2 separate regions of the Homo sapiens genome follow, and region 2 is linked to region 1. Evidence: chromatin loops called from intact Hi-C (ENCODE). Cell type or tissue: B cell. All regions are shown on one strand.

Evidence for each region. A loop is a pair of places that touch in the nucleus more often than their neighbours do. Peaks named below come from ENCODE experiments on the same cell type or tissue, not always from the same donor. Only the 100,000 strongest peaks of a DNase experiment are listed, where the experiment ranks them.
Region 2: it touches region 1 in a loop (8-fold over the local background); 1 of 110 quality-filtered maps calls a loop at or near these places.

Annotation. Positions count from the first base shown.
Region 1 is chrY:20,796,542-20,800,541 of GRCh38, reverse strand. No RefSeq gene overlaps it. Among named protein-coding and RNA genes, the nearest start is that of RPS4Y2, 42 kb to the right of the region's middle. In B cell, no CTCF peak of the experiment used is centred here; DNase peaks (open chromatin) are centred at 861 and 1,931.
Region 2 is chrY:20,724,889-20,728,888 of GRCh38, reverse strand. It overlaps the pseudogene TBL1YP1. Among named protein-coding and RNA genes, the nearest start is that of RPS4Y2, 29 kb to the left of the region's middle. In B cell, no CTCF peak of the experiment used is centred here; a DNase peak (open chromatin) is centred at 2,488.

The DNA of each region.
Region 1 (4,000 bases):
AAAAAAAAAAAAACTCAAGAGAAAAGAAAACAAAATAAAACCAGCAAACAGAAAATGAAGAGCTAATGAACATATCAAAAATTAACATTAAATGTAGGCTGGGTGCGATGGTTCGCTCATGCCTGTAATCCCAGCACTCTGGGAGGCTGAGGTGAGAGGATCACGAGGTCAGGAGATCGAGACCATCCTGGCTAACACGGTGAAACTCTGTCTCTACTAAAAATACAAAAAAAAAAAAAATGCACCACCAGGCGTGGTGGCATGCACCTGTAGTCCCAGCTACTCAGGAGGCTGAGGGAAGAAAATCATTTTAACTCAGAAGGTGGAGTTTGCAGTGAGCCAAGATCATGCCACTGCACTCCAGCCTGGGCGACAGAGCGAGACTCCGTCTCAAAAAAAAAAAAAAAAAAAAAAAAAAACAACAACAACAACAACAAAAAAAACAAACAAAAAAAAGTAAACTATTCTAAATAGTGTAAATACAACAAAAATATGGAGATTAGCAGTGTGAATTTTAAAACATGCCCCACACGTATACTATCTATAAGAAACTCACTTTCACATAAAAGTAGAGACAGGATGAAAAGTTCAAAAGTAAAAAAGAAAAATGTATCATGCAGACATTAGAAGAAAGCAGGAGTGGATAGACATATTCACCAGATAAAGTAGACTAGAGAAAAGAAAATTTTCAATGATGTAAAAGATATTATATAATGATAAATGAAACTAGTAACCGAGAAGAAACCACAATCTGTACTGTCCATGCAGCAAGAAACAGAACTGAAAATATGTGAAGTAAAACCTAAAAATATAAAAGAAAAAGACAAATCTACAATTACAGTTGGAAAGGACAACATCCTTTCTCAATTTACAGAACAACTTGAAAGAAAACCAACAAAGAAGAGGACTCAGCAACACCATCAACCAAAAGAATTGAATCAACATTAATGGAACGTTCCACCCAATGCCAAATACACATTGCTTTCAGGGTTCCTGTGCCATAAAAGAAAACTCAACAGACATAAAAGACTTACAATAATCCAGTGTGTTTCCCAACCACAATACAACTAAAGTAGAAATCAGTAAGACAAAGAAAAAAACAGGAGAATCTCCATACACTGGGAAGATAATCCTTGGGTCAAACAAGAATCCTTTAATAACGAGAGGATTTAAAAAAAATTGTCAAGGAAAATAAAACAATACACTGAGCTGGATAAACATGAAAATACAATACTTCAGATCAGATGAAGGTAAAAGCAGTGCTGACAGGTAAATTTATGGCATTAAATCAAAACATGAGAAAACAAAATGTATTTCAAAAATGTACACTTCTATTTTAAGAAGTTATATATAGAAGACCAAAATTAACTCATTTTCTTTGTCTGGGCTCAGTCTTTAGGACACATGTCTGCTGGGCCGGTGTACACCTTAAGCACTTTTCTGCACTCTGTCCGGTCTCTCTGATTCTTTAAATCCCACTTCATCTGGTACCAAAACCTGGGAACTGGAGACAGCAGATTTCTGTATCCTTTGCCTGTGGGACTGAGGCCCCAGAAGAGGGGAGACCTGAACCCCTCGGCACCACGGGAGGACTTCAGCCCATAAGGGAATTGGTCCTCCTCTGTCCTGGTGCCCTTCCTGACAGCGCAACAGAACCGGCAAAGGAGATTGCTGGACAGTGTCAGGAGCTCTGTGCAGACATATGAACTGCAGTAAGGGTCTGAGCCTTAAGGCAGGACCCGTCCCCAGGGAGCGTGATCACCTCCCAGGGTGAGACAACTAGTCCGACCCAGAGGGACTGGGGACAACAAGAGAGGCCCCTTGATTCAGATGAAACTCATGCTCCAACCGACATCGAATGCGAGAGAGGCTTATAGGTCGGTCGGAAAAAGGAAATGAAAGTGGCAAGAGGGGCTCGCAGCTTTAACTAAAGAAAGAGAGAGAACAGAGGAGATTCAAGGAAACTGAAAGTGGCGGGGGCTCGCTGCTTTAACTAAAGGCCAGTACGGGAAATGGGGAGGTGTGTGAAAGTATGTGAAAGAGACGGTCTGAGCAGAGGCCAACTCGGGATGTGACGTGGGGAGACACAGATCTCTTAGCACAGACTGTGTGTTCCAAAGCGAGTGTGGGACGAGCCAGATCTAGGGCATTGCATACAGCCAATAGGAGCTGCTTCACGGCTGCAGCTGGCTGTGACAGGATTAAGGTATTCTCCTGGCTAAGCAACCCCCAGACTTCCCGTAATAGGACCCCGTCTGGTCAGTCCAGGAGTGAAAGTGACAGCAAATGCGCCTCTCAAGGCTGGAGATGGAAGGAAATGCTTCGAAGGCTACTGCATTGGAGTATATGTTGAAAAATTTCAAGAAAGGTTTTAATGGAGATTAATGAAGTTAAATTGACTCTCAGAGATTGAGAACTCTCTGTGAAATGGATTGGCCTTTTTTTAATGTCAGGTGGCCGACTGAAGGAACAATAGATAGGGAGATAATTGGCCGTGTGTTTAGGGTAGTAACTGGAACCGGAGAACAATCTGGGCACCCCGATCAGTTCCCATACGTTGACTCCTGGCTGAGGGTCATTGAAAATCGCCCCAAGTATCTGCAAGTCTGTTTTGAAAACTACTGTAATACCTTGGTAACCTGTGCCAAATTACACACAGTAAAAGTGTCCAAAGAGACTGTAGAAAAAAAGAAAAAGCCACGAGGAGAACAGAAAAAGCCTGTTTTGCAAGCCCGACCTGAGGAGAGGAAAATTCCACCTCTCTATGTCCCAATATATCCATCTCTGGCAAGGCTAAGGCAGGATGCCAAACAAGTGGTCCTAGAGGAATAAAGCTCAGAGGAGAGTGATTTAAGGTTTCACCTGGCAGGGAAGAGTTAGAGCCCCTGTCTGTAAAGACTAAGGAAGAACCTCAGGATAATGAGATCAGGCTGCATCCAAGCTTTGCAGATGCCTCTCGGGGAGACACAAGGTTATATTTATCATGATGAACAAGGTCAAATCCGAGGAGGGCAGGGTCTTTTTGTTTACTAGCCTTTCTCCACCACTGACCTAAACTGGAAACAGAATACACCCTCCTATACGGAGAAGCCCCAGGCCCTTACAGACTTGATGTGGTCCATCTTTCTGACTCATAACCCTACCTGGCCTGATTGTCAACAACTTCTTTTAGCATTATTCAATATGGAGGAATGTCGTAGAGTGGCACAAGTGGCCCTCCAGTTGTTAGAAAGCAATGAACCAGAAGGCACAAACAATGTCAAGCAGTATGCACCGGAGACAAAACCAGGCAGAAGGGTTACAAAACCTGCAATGGTATTGAAAGGCACTCCTTAACGGAATAAAGGCAGGAGGAAAAAAGACAATGAATATGGGAAAGGTCTCAGAGGTTCACCAGAAGGCTGATGACAGTCATAGTAAATTTTATGAAAGGCTCTGTGAAGCATACTGCCTTCACACTCCATTTGACCTAGAGGCTGTAGGGAACCAGTGCATGATTAACAGGGCATTTGTGGGCCAGGCACAAGGTGGTATCAGATGAAAGCTTCAGAAGTTGGAAGGGTTTGAAGGTATGAATATCACCCAGCTTATTCAAGTGGCTACCATGGTGTTTGTTAATTGAGAGGAGGAAACCAAGGAACAGGCAATGCCAAAGCTAAGAAAAAGGCTGATTTGTTGGCTGCTGCCATGGTAGAAAGAGAGACTGGATTTGTGAAAGGATGTGGATGTAGAAATGGTTGTGGACATGGTTGTGGAAGAGGACAAGCTAGGCCAGGGCAAGAGGGCTGGCTAGGCTTGAGAGGGATCAGTGTGTGAGATGCAAACAGAAAAGGGAATTAGAAGGATGAATGTACAGAAACAGAAAAGGATGGAGGCAACAGCCAAGGACCTGAGACATGGCAAAGGCCAGCAGCTGCTAGCCATTGCATTTTGAAGCAAGAAGCTGACTTGGTCGGCTTGGCAGGAATTGAAGAATATGAGGACTGAGACAGACCAAGCT
Region 2 (4,000 bases), 72 kb after region 1:
AACAATTATTTACTCTTTGTAATTGAGGCCAGCAAATTATAGCTCATGGATGAAATCTAGCCACCAGCTGTTTCTGCATAAATAGTGTGAGTGGCACTCCACATGTTTTCACATTACCTATCGCGACTGTTATGGGTTAAACTGTGTCCCCATAAAATTTGTATCTTGAAGCCCCAATTTCTAGGATCTCAGAATAAGGCTATATTTGGAGACAGGGACTTCACAAAGGTTAAGCAGTGTAAAATGAGGTCACTACAGTCGACCCTAACCCAACGCGACTGCTGTTCTCATGAAAAGAGGGGATTAGGACACAGACACCTACAGAGGTACGACCATGTGTGGAAACGGGGAGAAGACAGCATCTACAAGCCAAGGAGAGAGACCTAAGAAAAAAACCATCTCTGCCCTCACTTTGATCTCAGGCCTTACCGGGCACAGTGGCTCAGGCCTGCAATCTTAGCAATTTGGGAGGCTGAGGCAGGTGGATCACCTAAGGTCAGGAGTTCGAGGCCAGCCTGATCAACATGGAGAAACCCCATCTCTAATAAAAAATACAAAATTAGCTGAGTGTGGTGGCACAGGCCTGTAATCCCAGCTACTTGGGAGGCTGAGGCAGGAGAATCGCTTGAACCTGGCAGGTGGAGATTGCTGTGAGCCGAGATCATGCCATTGCACTCCAACCTGGGCAACAAGAGTGAAACTGTCTCAAAAAAAAAAAATCTGTTTGCTGGTGCACAAACGTGCCTGCACGCACGTGCACACACACACGAGTGCACCATGCATGGAACATATGCATGCTCTGAACTTACATACATGCTGAAGTGGCATCTCTACAGGTTTATAGAGGAGTAGTATGTACAAGTGGAGCAGGTTCTCTGGATAGAAGTTCAGACTCACTGACTGACTTGCCATGTACTCTCTGGCAATCACCTAACAGGGAATGATGTTCTCGGATTTTGCAAAGACTAAATAACCTGATGTCCAGTGTTTGGGGCCCAGTGCAGTCGGCAGAAACCGTGAGCTCAACGATTATACCACAATTTGGCCAAAAACACTCAACATGGAAGGCGAGAGGCTGAGACCAAACGTGTCCACGAATTAAACCCTTTTGTTTATGATGGGCAATAACCATGCGTTATAGGAGTGTTCCCAGATTAGCAGTGCACGCGATTTCCTAAAGTTGAAGATGAGAATAAAGAGGGGCAGGTTGAAGGGTTGTGATTGAAAAAATGGAAGGGGAAGCTTTTCCGGCTTGATCTTAAGCAAACACTAGAGAGCAGTTTCGAAGACGCTGATAGCAGACTTTAAGAAGGCATTCGGATTGGCCGAGATTTAGAAGAAAAGAATCAACACAGAGAAGCCCAACGAACTTCAAGAGCCTGCACACTCACTGATTGCATGTGCTCCTTTCTCTTCCCCATTTACTGTTGCCTCTCCATTCTTTGGTGGATTTTGCTGGGAAAGGGCATCTGGTGTCATGGTTGCCACCTTTGCCATGGCTGCTGCCTCTGCGGCTGCTGCACTGGCTTGTTGCTGAGAGAGCTTCTCTCCGAACTTCTGCTGCTGCGTCTGCACCACGTCAGGAGTCACGGCGTCTGTCAGGGACAGGGACTCTATGGGTCGGCTGTCGAACACCACCATCCAGGGGAAGCAACCCAAGGGACAGCCATCAACTCTCGCGGGTGAGCGTTCTGGGAACAGTCTCTACTTTCTGGGCAGGAAGGGCTCCGGGAAGTGGAGCATAAACAGCTGGCTCTCAGCAGCCAGGGGGCCGCGGCGGAAGCAACAGGGACCCGGAGCCGGGGAGCCTGGGGTGAATGATTCCATGGTGGGCAAACGGCGAAGAACATGGCGAACTGTTGTTAAGAACTAGGTGTGACCGCTGTTCTGAGTATCAAACCCAGCTGCGGCATTCAGGACAAAAAGGCCATTTATTCTTGACAAAATGTGTTATCCCTGATGCAGTGATTCTCAACAGGGGTGTGACTGTGCCTCCTTGGGGGATATTATGCAATGTCTGGAGACACTATTGGTTGTCGCAACTAAGAGAGGATGTGTGGTCCTGGCATCTGGTGAGTGGAGCCCGGGGATGAGGCTCAACACCCTGCAGTGCCCAGGATGGCCCCACTACAGAGAATCACGCAGCCCCAAATACTGAGTGCTCTACTGGAGAAGGCCTGCCCAGGTGCTATGGCAAGTGTGCAAAATCTCTGCAAATGACCATCCATTATATGGGAGGGTAACACTTCAGAAGCCGAGCCCAAATGAGATGCCCACACCATTTAGGCCTGGATTCCAAGTCCATCTGTCCAGGGGATTTAATAAAATAGTTAACAACATTATTTCGTTCTGATTCATGTTCTTTTGTTTTGTTTTGTTTTTGATTCTGTGATTTCCATCTACCACAAAAAACTTTCCACACGTGTTTAAAAATATAGGAGGAAGTTCTTTACTTGTGAAGCATGTCAAATATACAAATCACCTGAAACTCAATGTGCCTTGTGGTAGTGTCTGGTACATACGCAAACTTTTTTTTTAATACTTTAAGTTCCGGGGTACATGTGCAGAATGTGCAGGTTTGTTACAGAGGTATATATATGCCACGGTGGTTTGCAGCACCCATCAACCCGTCATTTGCTTTAGGTATTTCTGCTAGTGCTATCCCTCCCCTAGCCCCCAACTCCCTGACACGCCCCATTGTGTTCCCCTCCCTGTATCCATGTGCTCTCATTGTTCAACTCCTGTTTATGAGTGATAACATGCAGTGTTTGGTTTTCTGTTCTTGTGTTAGTTTGCTGAGAATGATGGTTTCCAGCTTCATCCGTGTCCCTGCAAAGTGATCTAAACTTGAAGACCTCGGAAACAAGGAAGAATTGAAGAATTGAAAAGCTCATATTTCAGCTGAAGAATAACTAAATGAAACATCACCCCAAATGATTTCTGATTATAAGACAATATTCGAAATAAGGAAAACAATACAACCTATGTAAGGAACTAGCTGCATGGAGCTTGCAGTGAGCCAAGACCACACCACTGCACTCCAGCCTGGGCAACAGAGCAAGACTCTGTCTCAAAAAAAAAAAAAAAGGAACTAGCCACATCACCTCCTCAGCCACTCTTGGCCCTGATTCTGGCCATGGAGTGGGCAATGGTGACTGATTGGACAAGACGCTTCCATACCCCCTTCCTCCTGAAAGCTATCCTCCCACCTTGGCCTCTCAAAGTATGGGGATTACAAATGTAAGCCACCACCCCTGACCTGTCTTTTTAATGCCTAGAAACCACTGTGACAAATGGGACTGTCTTTTGTTGGCCCTCAGACTGCTGGAATCTGGAGTGCCGAGGAAAGGAAGCTATGAAAGCTTCTCAACAACGGAGAGGAGGAAGGCAATGAGCAGAGGAAAATGGAGTCACAGCACCCTGACACCTAAGATCTGCCTAGCCTCAAATATATGTTCTCCTTTTGAGGCAGAAAAATAGGATCTGGAGACAGGAAACATAAGGCCAATTCACACTTCAGCTATGACAGGAAATTTCCTCTCCATAGGCCGTATGCCGAGTAAATGACTTTGTATCTATACCTCATCCTTTCCATTTACATAGAGCATACACCAAGTAACCAATAGAATACTCTAGGGACTATTTAAACTCTTCAACTCCCAAAAATTCTGTAACAGGGCCTTTGAGCTCCTGTGCTTAGGCCTGCTCACACACTGTAGAGTGCACCTTCATTTTCAATAAATCCCTTCATTCCTTCCTTGCTTCGTTTGTGCATTTTATCCAGTTCTTTGTTCAAGATGCCAAGAACCTGGACAACCTCCACCAATAACATATTTAGGTGAGCCAGCCTGGAGAAAATTCAGGAAAAGCTAGACCCAAAGTTTGGGATTCATTTTTCTCTTTCCTTTCTGCTCCATACAGGGGAATCTCTCTCTTTTTCATTTACTTTCCAACTCGGGACTCTTGTTGGGCAGTGCCTAAACATTAAAGCAACTGTAGG